Regions from separate parts of the Homo sapiens genome. Here region 2 is linked to region 1. Evidence: read pairs that join two places in POLR2A ChIA-PET (ENCODE). Cell type or tissue: A673. All regions are shown on one strand. Links, peaks and the distances in the headings refer to the core of each region. The heading gives the core; the rest is flanking DNA. Region 1 overlaps CELF5 (CUGBP Elav-like family member 5). Region 2 overlaps PIP5K1C (phosphatidylinositol-4-phosphate 5-kinase type 1 gamma).

What was found. ChIA-PET counts read pairs that join two places held together with the same protein. Peaks named below come from ENCODE experiments on the same cell type or tissue, not always from the same donor. Only the 100,000 strongest peaks of a DNase experiment are listed, where the experiment ranks them.
Region 2: POLR2A ChIA-PET joins it to region 1 with 7 read pairs; 2 of 35 experiments call an interaction of 5 or more read pairs at or near these places.

The regions. Positions count from the first base shown.
Region 1 is chr19:3,289,383-3,293,759 of GRCh38, forward strand. CELF5 (CUGBP Elav-like family member 5) reads left to right here. Exons shown (of 13, transcript NM_021938.4): 11 at 849-992; 12 at 3,937-4,104. The coding sequence ends at 4,064. Among named protein-coding and RNA genes, the nearest start is that of CELF5, 67 kb to the left of the region's middle. In A673, for the core only: no CTCF peak of the experiment used is centred there; no DNase peak of the experiment used is centred there.
Region 2 is chr19:3,653,293-3,657,669 of GRCh38, forward strand. PIP5K1C (phosphatidylinositol-4-phosphate 5-kinase type 1 gamma) reads right to left here. Exons shown (of 18, transcript NM_012398.3): 6 at 3,113-3,265; 7 at 1-297. Among named protein-coding and RNA genes, the nearest start is that of CACTIN, 29 kb to the left of the region's middle. RefSeq lists silencers at 2,815-2,924, 2,945-2,994. In A673, for the core only: a CTCF peak has its summit at 1,020; a DNase peak (open chromatin) is centred at 2,629; H3K27ac peaks cover 1,289 bases.

The DNA of each region.
Region 1 (4,377 bases), core at 115-4,114:
TCTACAAAAATTAGCCAGGCTGGGTGCAATGGCTCACGCCTGTAATCCCAGCACTTTGGGAGGCCAAGGCGGGCAGATCACTTGAGGTCAGGAGTTTGAGCCCAGCCTGGCCAACATGGTGAAACCCCATCTGTACTAAAAATACAAAAATTATCCGGGCTTGGTGGTGGGCACCTGTAGTCCCAGCTACTTGGGAGGCTGAGGCAGGAGAATTGCTTGAATCCAGGAGGCAGAGGTTGCAGTGAGCCGAGATCGCACCACTGCACTCCAGCCTGGGCGACAGAGCGAGACTCCATCTCAAAAAAAAAAAAAAAAAAAAAAAAAAAAAAAAAATTAGCAACGCATGGTGGCTGAACACCAGAGTTTTACAAATGAGTTTTATTTTAGAGACATTATTATTATTATTATTGCAAAGATATTACCAAGTTTCCTTATTCTCCACACCCAGCTCATCTGACTTTTGTAAATGATCCAGAGTTTGAAGTTTAGGGAGGGATTTTCTGGAGGGTGGCCTTCCTCGGGGTTTTCAGGTATCTGGGGTCAGAGATTGAGGGTTGATCTGGGCTTTGGGGAGCAGGGGATCCCCTGGGTCTTGTCAGTTATCTGGAGTCTGAGGACCATTTTGGTGCGGAGTAGCCCCGTGTGAGATCGTACAGTGCAGGCAAGGGGTGGGTGTGTCCCGTCTCCCTCCCCAGCCCGTGGCCAGGCCCCTTCTTTCTGGGTGTCTGAGGCACCCCTCTCCCGACAGCTGGAGAAGCCAGATGCGGGCTCCAGACCTGTGCCCCTCCCCCGGGGGGGTTCGCCTCCTCTCCTTGGGGGCTTTATGTCTTTCTCTCCCCCACCTGCAGGTCCCGAGGGCTGTAACCTGTTTATCTACCACCTCCCCCAGGAGTTTGGAGACACGGAGCTGACGCAGATGTTCCTACCCTTCGGCAATATCATTTCCTCCAAGGTGTTTATGGATCGAGCTACCAACCAGAGCAAGTGTTTCGGTGAGTGGCCGCCGACGCCACCCCTCCCCATCCACCTCCCTCGCCTGCCCCCTGACAGGGAATGGGAGGGTTTTGGTCGGCCTCGGGACAGGGCTGTGCTGAAATAATCACAATCAGAACCAGCCTGTGGCCGGGCACAGTGGATCACGCCTGTGATCCCAGCACTTTGTTTGTTTTGGTTTGGGTTTCTTTTTTTTTTTTTTTTTTGAGACAGAGTCTCGCTCTGTCGCCCAGGCTGGAGTGCAGTGGTGCAATCTCGGCTCACTGCAAGCTCTGCGTCCCGGGTTCACGCCATTCTCCTGCCTCAGCCTCCTAAGTAGCTGGGACTACAGGCGCCCGCCACCACACCCAGCTAATTTTTTTTTTTTTTTTAAGTAGAGACGGGGTTTCACAGTGTTAGCCAGGAAGGTCTCCATCTCCTGACCTCGTGATCTGCCCGCCTCGGCCTCCCAAAGTGCTGGGATTACAGGCATGATCCACTGCGCCTGGCCAATCCCAGCACTTTGAGAGGCTGAGGTGGGCGGATTGCTTGAGTCCAGGAGTTCAAGACCAGCCTGGGTAACATAATGAGACCCCGTGTTTACAAAAGACAACCTTTTTAATTAGCTGAGCTTAGTGGCGTGTGCCTGTAGTCCCAACTACTCAGGAGGCTGAGGTGTGAGGACCCCTTGAACCCAGGAGTTCAAGACCAGCCTGGGCAACATAGCAAGACCCCATTTCTACAAAAAATACAAAAAAAAAATTAGCCAGGCTTGGTGGTGCACACTGGTAGTCTCAGCTACTTGGGAGATGGAGGTGGGACGATCCCTTGAGTCCGTGAGGTCGAGGCTGCAGTGAGCTATGATCACACCACTGCATTCCAGCCCAGACAACACAGCAAGACCCTGTCTCATACAAAAAAACAAAAATGGCCAGGCGCAGTGGCTCACACCTGTAGTCCCAGACCTTTGGGAGGCTGAGGTGGGTGGTTCACGAGGTCAGAAGATCGAGACATCCTGGCTAACACAGTGAAACCCCCATCTCTACTAAAAATACAAAAAAATTAGCCGGGCATGGTGGTGGGTGCCTGTAATCCCAGCTACTTAGGAGATTGCAGCAGGAGAATCACTAGAACCCAGGAGGTGGAGGTGGAGGTTGCAGTGAGCCGAGATCGTGCCATTGTACTCCAGCCTGGGCAATAAAGCAAGACTCCGACTCAAAAAAAAAAAAAAAAAAGAACTGAGGCCTGAATGAGGAGCACCAGGCATGGGAAATCTGGGGGAAGAGTGTCCCAGGCAGAGGGAACAGCCCATGCAAAGACCCCGAGGCAGGACGGCGCCTGACATGTTGGAGGAGCAGTGAGGAGGCCCATGTGGCTGGAGCAGAGTGAGGAGGGGGAGAGAGGGAGGAGGGGGAACATGGAGAGGGGACAGGGGAGGGTGACCAGGGCCTTGTGAGCCTCAGGGAGGACTTCCTTGTACCCAAAGACAGAGGACATTAAGGCTCTGAAAAGGGCTGCAATTTGTCCAAAGTCACACAGCAGGAAAGAGGTAGAAGAACCTGGAGTAGAACCAGACTCTTTTTTTTTGTTTTGTTTTTTGGCTTTTTTTGAGGCAGAGCTTCACTCTTGTTGCCCAGGCTGGAGTGCAATTGCACGATCTCAGCTCACCGCAATCTCTGCCTCTTGGGTTCAAGTGATTCTCCTGACTCAGCATCCCGAGTAGCTGGGATTACAGGCACCCGCCATCACGTCTGGCTAATTTTTGTATTTTTAGTAGAAATGGGGTTTCACCATGTTGGCCAGGCTGGTCCCAAACTCCCGACCTCAGGTGATCCACCCGCCTCGGCCTCCCAAAGTGCTGGAATTACAGACGTGAACCACCACACCCGGCCAAAGACCAGACTGTTAACCTCACACTGTCCTGTTTAAAGGGTCAGCCCTTGACTTTGTTTTTTTTTTTTTTTTTGAAATGGAGTCTTGTGCCATCAGTGCGATCTCGGCTCACTGCAAGCTCCATCTCCCAGGCTCAAGCGATTCTCCTGCCTCAGCCTCCTGAGTAGCTGGGATTACGGGTGGACACTACCATGCGTAGCTAATTTTTGTATTTTTAGTAGAGACGGGGTTTGACCATGTTGGCCAGGCTGGTCTCAAACTCCTGACCTCAGGTGATCTGCCCGTCTTGGCCTCCCAAGGTGCTGGGATTACAGGCGTGAGCCACCACGCCTGGCCATGGGGTGGAGTATTTCTGATGGCCTCTGGACAGAGACTGGAGCAGAGGTACTGACAGAGATGGAGAGAAAGAGACAGAGATGAGACAGAAGGAGAGGGAGAGGAAGAAAAGACTCAAGCTAGAGAACGAGAGAAAGAGGGGAGGGGAGAGAAACAGAGACAGTTAGCTGGGCATGGTGGTATGGGCCTGTGGTCCCAGCTACTCAGGAGGCTGAGGCAGGAGCATCTCTTGAGCCAAGGAGGTCGAGGCTGCAGTGAGCTGAGATTGCGCCACTGCACTCCAGCCTGGGTGACAGAGTGAGATCCTGTCCCCACTCCCTTCTGCAAAAAAAAGAGAGAGACAAAGTTGTGGACACACAGTCAGCTGGAGACACAGATCCTGGCTGGACAGAGGGCTTGGAAGGAGGCAGGCATCCTCCTGAGGGAAGGTGGGGAAAAGGTGGCCCTCCAGGACCCTCGGAAGCCCCACCTGGCCCCTATACCAGCTGGGAAGTCTCAGCACAGCCGACCCCAAGATAAGGAGTGAGTGCCCCATCCTCAGAGGTATACAAGTCCAGAGGTGTCAGAACAAAGCCAGGGCTGCTGTGTGTCCTCCACCACAAACACCCTGGCCTGTGCAGGTGTGCACGCAGGCCTGCTCAGGACCCCGTGAGCCGGGAAGCCAGGGCCACAGCATAGGAACAAGCCGAGGACACCCGCAGCGCCAACCACGGAGGTCCACCCTGGTTTCTGCAGGCTTCGTGAGCTTTGATAACCCGGCCAGCGCCCAGGCAGCCATCCAGGCCATGAACGGCTTCCAGATCGGCATGAAGAGGCTCAAAGTCCAGCTGAAGCGGCCCAAAGACCCGGGACACCCCTACTGACCGCGCCCACAGCCGCCCTGAGGCTGTAGGCATGGCCCAGGTGAGCCGCCAGGCGGCCCCACCCCCGCCCAAGCCCCCCGTCTTGTCTGAAACCCCCTCCCGCGGCCCACTTCATGCTCCAAACCCTCCCCAGGTGGGGTGATGCTTCAAGAGGCTACAAGAAACCTCCGGGTTGGGTTGGCGGGGACAGAGCTGGATGTAGACACCCCCGATCCCCCTGTGGTTGGGGCTGGAGCAGAGGGTGGGAATGGGGTAGGGACTGAGGTGAGCCAGGGCCCAGTGAGGTCGGTTAGGGAATCCTTCCCGGAGAAGG
Region 2 (4,377 bases), core at 288-4,287, 360 kb after region 1:
GCAGTCCCGCTGCAGCGTCTTGACCAGGGCGCTGAAGGTGTCGGCGTCCAGCAGGAGCCCCTCGGGCATGTCCTGCATGAAGTCCAGGTCCTTGTAGGTGGGGAAGCTCTTCTCCTTCTCCTTCTTGCTGGCGCGCCGCTTGTAGGTGGAGCCCTTGAGGTCGAACTTGAGGTGCATCTTGACCACGCGGGGCAGGATGTTGTTCATGACCACGACGCGGATGTTCTTGCCCCCCGACTGCACGCAGTACAGCCCATAGAACTTGGGCAGCAGCGTCCGCGGGTTCTGGTTGAGGTTCTGCCGGGGGAAGAGGGCAAGTCGTGGAGGGCGGCTGGGCCACAGACTCACGGGGGCGGGCAAAGCAGGCCTCTGCCTCAGGGGGCTCATGGATGCCCCTGGCCAGCCCCCCTCTCTCCCCAGAAGCCCTCGGGGACCCCGTTCCTATGCAGGCACCCAGCTGGCCTTCCCACGGCACCCTGACTCTCATGGGCCACAACTGTGAGCTCCAGGAGGGTCTGTTTCTACAGAGCCAGGCCCCAAGGCAGGCGCTTCTGTTCCAGCAGAAGCTTCCACACTCCCTGCCTGCCCACAGACATCGCCCTGGCTGGGCTCGCCTGTTGGGAGGTCTGGAGGCCGGAAACGCAATGCTGTATCCTAAAATACATACATGTATGTATATGCACACACAAACACATACACACACACGCACACACACATGTATTTTCTTGAGACAGGGTCTCGCTCTGTCGCCCAGGCTGGAGTGCAACGGTGCGATCACAGCTCACTGCAGCCTCCACCTCCAGGGCTCAAACCATCCTCCCACCTCAGCCTCCGAAAGTGCCAGGACTCCAGGCGTGAGCCCAGCCTCTATGTTGGTTATGCTTTGCCTGTGTTGAACTGATCAACTCAGACTTTCACTCCAAATCTGGGTCCCCAGGCGCAGTGACGAGTCTGGGTCCTGCTGTACCCTGTAGACCCCAAGCAGGCACTGGGTGACTCAGGGGCACCCAAGTGAAGCAACAGCGCCCCCTGCCCAGAGCCTCTCAATGACGAACCCAGTGGGAAGCTGCCCAGGTGTCGGGGCTGAGACAGACCCACAGGGAGAGGAGTGAGGGGCGCGGACTCAGGCACCAGCCTGGGCAGGCTAGGTGAACTCCAGCCCCTGGGCCGAATCCGGCCACCACCTATTTTTGTAGGGCTGTGAGCTAAGAATGGTTTTTCCATTTTTAAAAAGTGGAAAGGGCCCAGTGCGATGGCTCATGCCTGTAATCCTAGCACTGTGGGAGGCCGAGGCGGGCGGATCACCTGAGGTCAGGAGTTTGAGACCAGCCTGGCCAACATGGTGAAACCCCGTCTCTATTAAAAATAAAAATTAGCTGGGAGTGGTGGCGCATGCCTGTAATCCCAGCTGCTTGGGAGGCTGAGGCAGGAGAATCACTTGAACCTAGGAGATGGAGGTTGCAGTGAGCCGAGATTGTGCCATTGCATTCCAGCCTGGGCAACAGAGCCAGACTCCATCTCAAAAGAAAAAAAAAAAAAAAGGCCAAGCACAGTGGCTCACATCTATAATCCTAGCACTTTGGGAGGCCAAGGCAGGCAGATCATGAAGTCAGGAGACCAGCTTGACCAACACGGTGAAACCCCATCTCTACTAAAAATACAAAAATTAGCCAGGCGTGGTGGTAGGTGCCTGGAATCACAACTACTCAGGAGGCTGAGGCAGCAGAATCGCTTGAACCCAGGAGGCGGAGCTTGCAGTAAGCCAAGATCACGCCAATGCACTCCAGCCTGGGTGACAGAGCGAGACTCCATCTCAAAAAAAAAAAAAAAAAAAAAAATGAAGAGGCCAGGCGCGGTGGCTCACGCCTATAATTCCAACACTCCAGGAGGCCGAGACAGGCAGATCACGACATCAGGAAATCGAGACCATCCTGGCTAACACGGTGAAACCATGTCTCTACTAAAAATATAAAAAAATAGCCAGGCGTGGTGGCGGGCGCCTGTAGTCCCAGCTACTCGGGAGGCTGAGGCAGGAGAATGGCTTGAACCCAGGAGGGGGAGGCTGCAGTGAGCCAAGATGGCACCACTGCACTCCAGCCTGGGTGACAGAGCGAGACTCCGTCTCAAAACATAAATAAATAAATAAAAAAGTGGAGAAATAGAAAATAGTCTTTGATGACACGTGAAAGTGATATGGAATTCGCATTTCTTGGTCCATAAATAATGCGTATGGGCACATGGCCGCGCCCATCCATTCTCATGTGGTCACAGCAGCTCGCTGCCATCCAGGCAGAGCTCAGTCCTGGAGACACAGCACACTGGCTCGCAGAGCCAAAAACACTCTCTCTGGGCCTTTAAAGACTGAGTTTGCTGAGCCTGATCTAAGGAGCCCGGGCCCCTCGCTAAGCATCACAGAGAGTGGATGGAGGAGGCCTCAAGGGAAACTGAGTCACAGGCTGTGCTGTGCTGCCCAGGGCCGGGCAGCAGCTTGGGCCTGGCAACATGGAAGGCGCCCACCTCGTCTGGGCGAGTACCGGAATCCCAGGCCCAGGAACACTGTGGCAGCCGCCGGCTCCTACTCCTACTCCCCCCTCCCGGGGCCTGACGCACCCTTTCTGTGAGTCATGCGGGATGAGGGGTGGGCCGGATGGAGCTGCCTCACGCCTGCCTGAGCAGCTGGTCTTTTGTGGGGTACCATCTGGTGGCCCATCCCCCTCCTCTCTGGAACCCTCTGAGTCACCCTTGGGCCCCTTGGGCCTCCGTGGCAGCTGACAGACGCTGCCCGCAGGCTGCTGGTTCTGGGGCCCACGGCTCATAGGGGGTGTTGGCAAGGTGGGGATGGGGAGCCAGGCAGGGGCCGGTGCCCACCCAGCCCTGCCCGGGGACGGCCCCCAAGGCGTGTGGCCACAGGAGGAAGAGAGGGCGGCTCCTGAACACTGGTGCTGGTGAAGCCTGACGGGGGACCCCCGAGGGTGAGTCCCCGGGACCCAAGATGCCTCTCACCACGCCCCAAGGATGCCTGCTTGCCCAAGCCTTGCAGACATCTGCTCCCGCCAGCCGGGAGAAGGGGGTTGACCGAGGAGCCATCTGCCCCGCAGGGCGGGCCACGCACCATGTAGTAGCCAGGGAGCAGCTTCTGCAGGAACTCGGCCTCCTTGTGCATGACGGTCTTGATGATGAACTCGTCGTCGCTGGTGACGTAGAAGAGGGAGCCACTGGCGCCCGGGTTGGACAGCTCGATCAGCGGCTCATTGCACAGGGAGTACTGGAAGCAGAGGAGGCGGGTCAGCGGGCCCCAAGCTGCCGGACACACAGACAGCACTGGCTTCCGGTCTGCCCAACAGCCCCAGGAACTGATGACGGGTCGCTGCATTTTACAGATGCGGAAAGAGAGGCTCAGAGAGGGCGAGAGACTTGCCTGAGGCTAGCCAGCAAGGACTGGAGCCTGAGGCCGAGCTGACTCTGCAGCCCGAGGGCTGGTCTGCTAGGGCGCACTCCCCAGGCTGCCTGCTGCTCTCCTTAGGAGCGGACACCTGATCGCACCGGGGTGCTGACGCGCGTGGCTAAAAGGTGCTCCCAGCACCCCTGAAGCTGGGTGGGGCCACAACGCCAGCTCTGCCCCATGAGTCATAAGCAGAAGCTGTCAGGTGGAACTCAGGGAAGGCTCCACAGATGGGCGACAGGCAGCTGGCATACCTGCGTATTTGCCCTTCTCTCCTTCCCACCTATTTCCCTCCTGAGATGCTGATGTGATGGCTGGAACCTCAGCAGCCACACTGGACTAGAAGGTAAGCTCTGGGATGGAAGCTGCATCTCTGATGGGCAGGCCCCACTCTGGCCCCTGGCACCCCACAGTCCAAGCCCTTCCTCCCCACTTCTCTGCCCCTTTTTCTCAGCCCCTGCTGTTTGTTTCATGATGTGCTCGCTGTCTCTCTGCCCCCACGCCCTCTCCTGGACATTAGGCAGAAGGTCCGTGCAGGTGGAAGTTTTTTTGTGTCACTGACTCGACAGGTGCTCGATTTGCTAAGGACTAGAATGAAGATGAGACCCACGGGTGCTACCCTGCGTCTTCCGGGTATGGAACCAATGAAGTGTGCATGGGGCTAAGGCCATCTGTGTCACGCCCTTTAAAATCCTAACTGGTCGCCATTGGTGTACACGGATGAGGTCAGAGCCAGCTCCCCATCAGCGGAGCAAGCCAGGCCCCCCAGGGTCAACGCTGGGTCCGTATCTGCTGGACGACAGAAGGGTGGTCTCCGAGTGCTGCGTGCCGCCTCCAATGCTGCTGTGATAAACAGGTGGGGGGTGTCCACGAGAGTCAGGAGTGGTGGCGAGCAGAAGCGAGGGGAGGCCAGGCACGGCGGCTCACCCAGCACT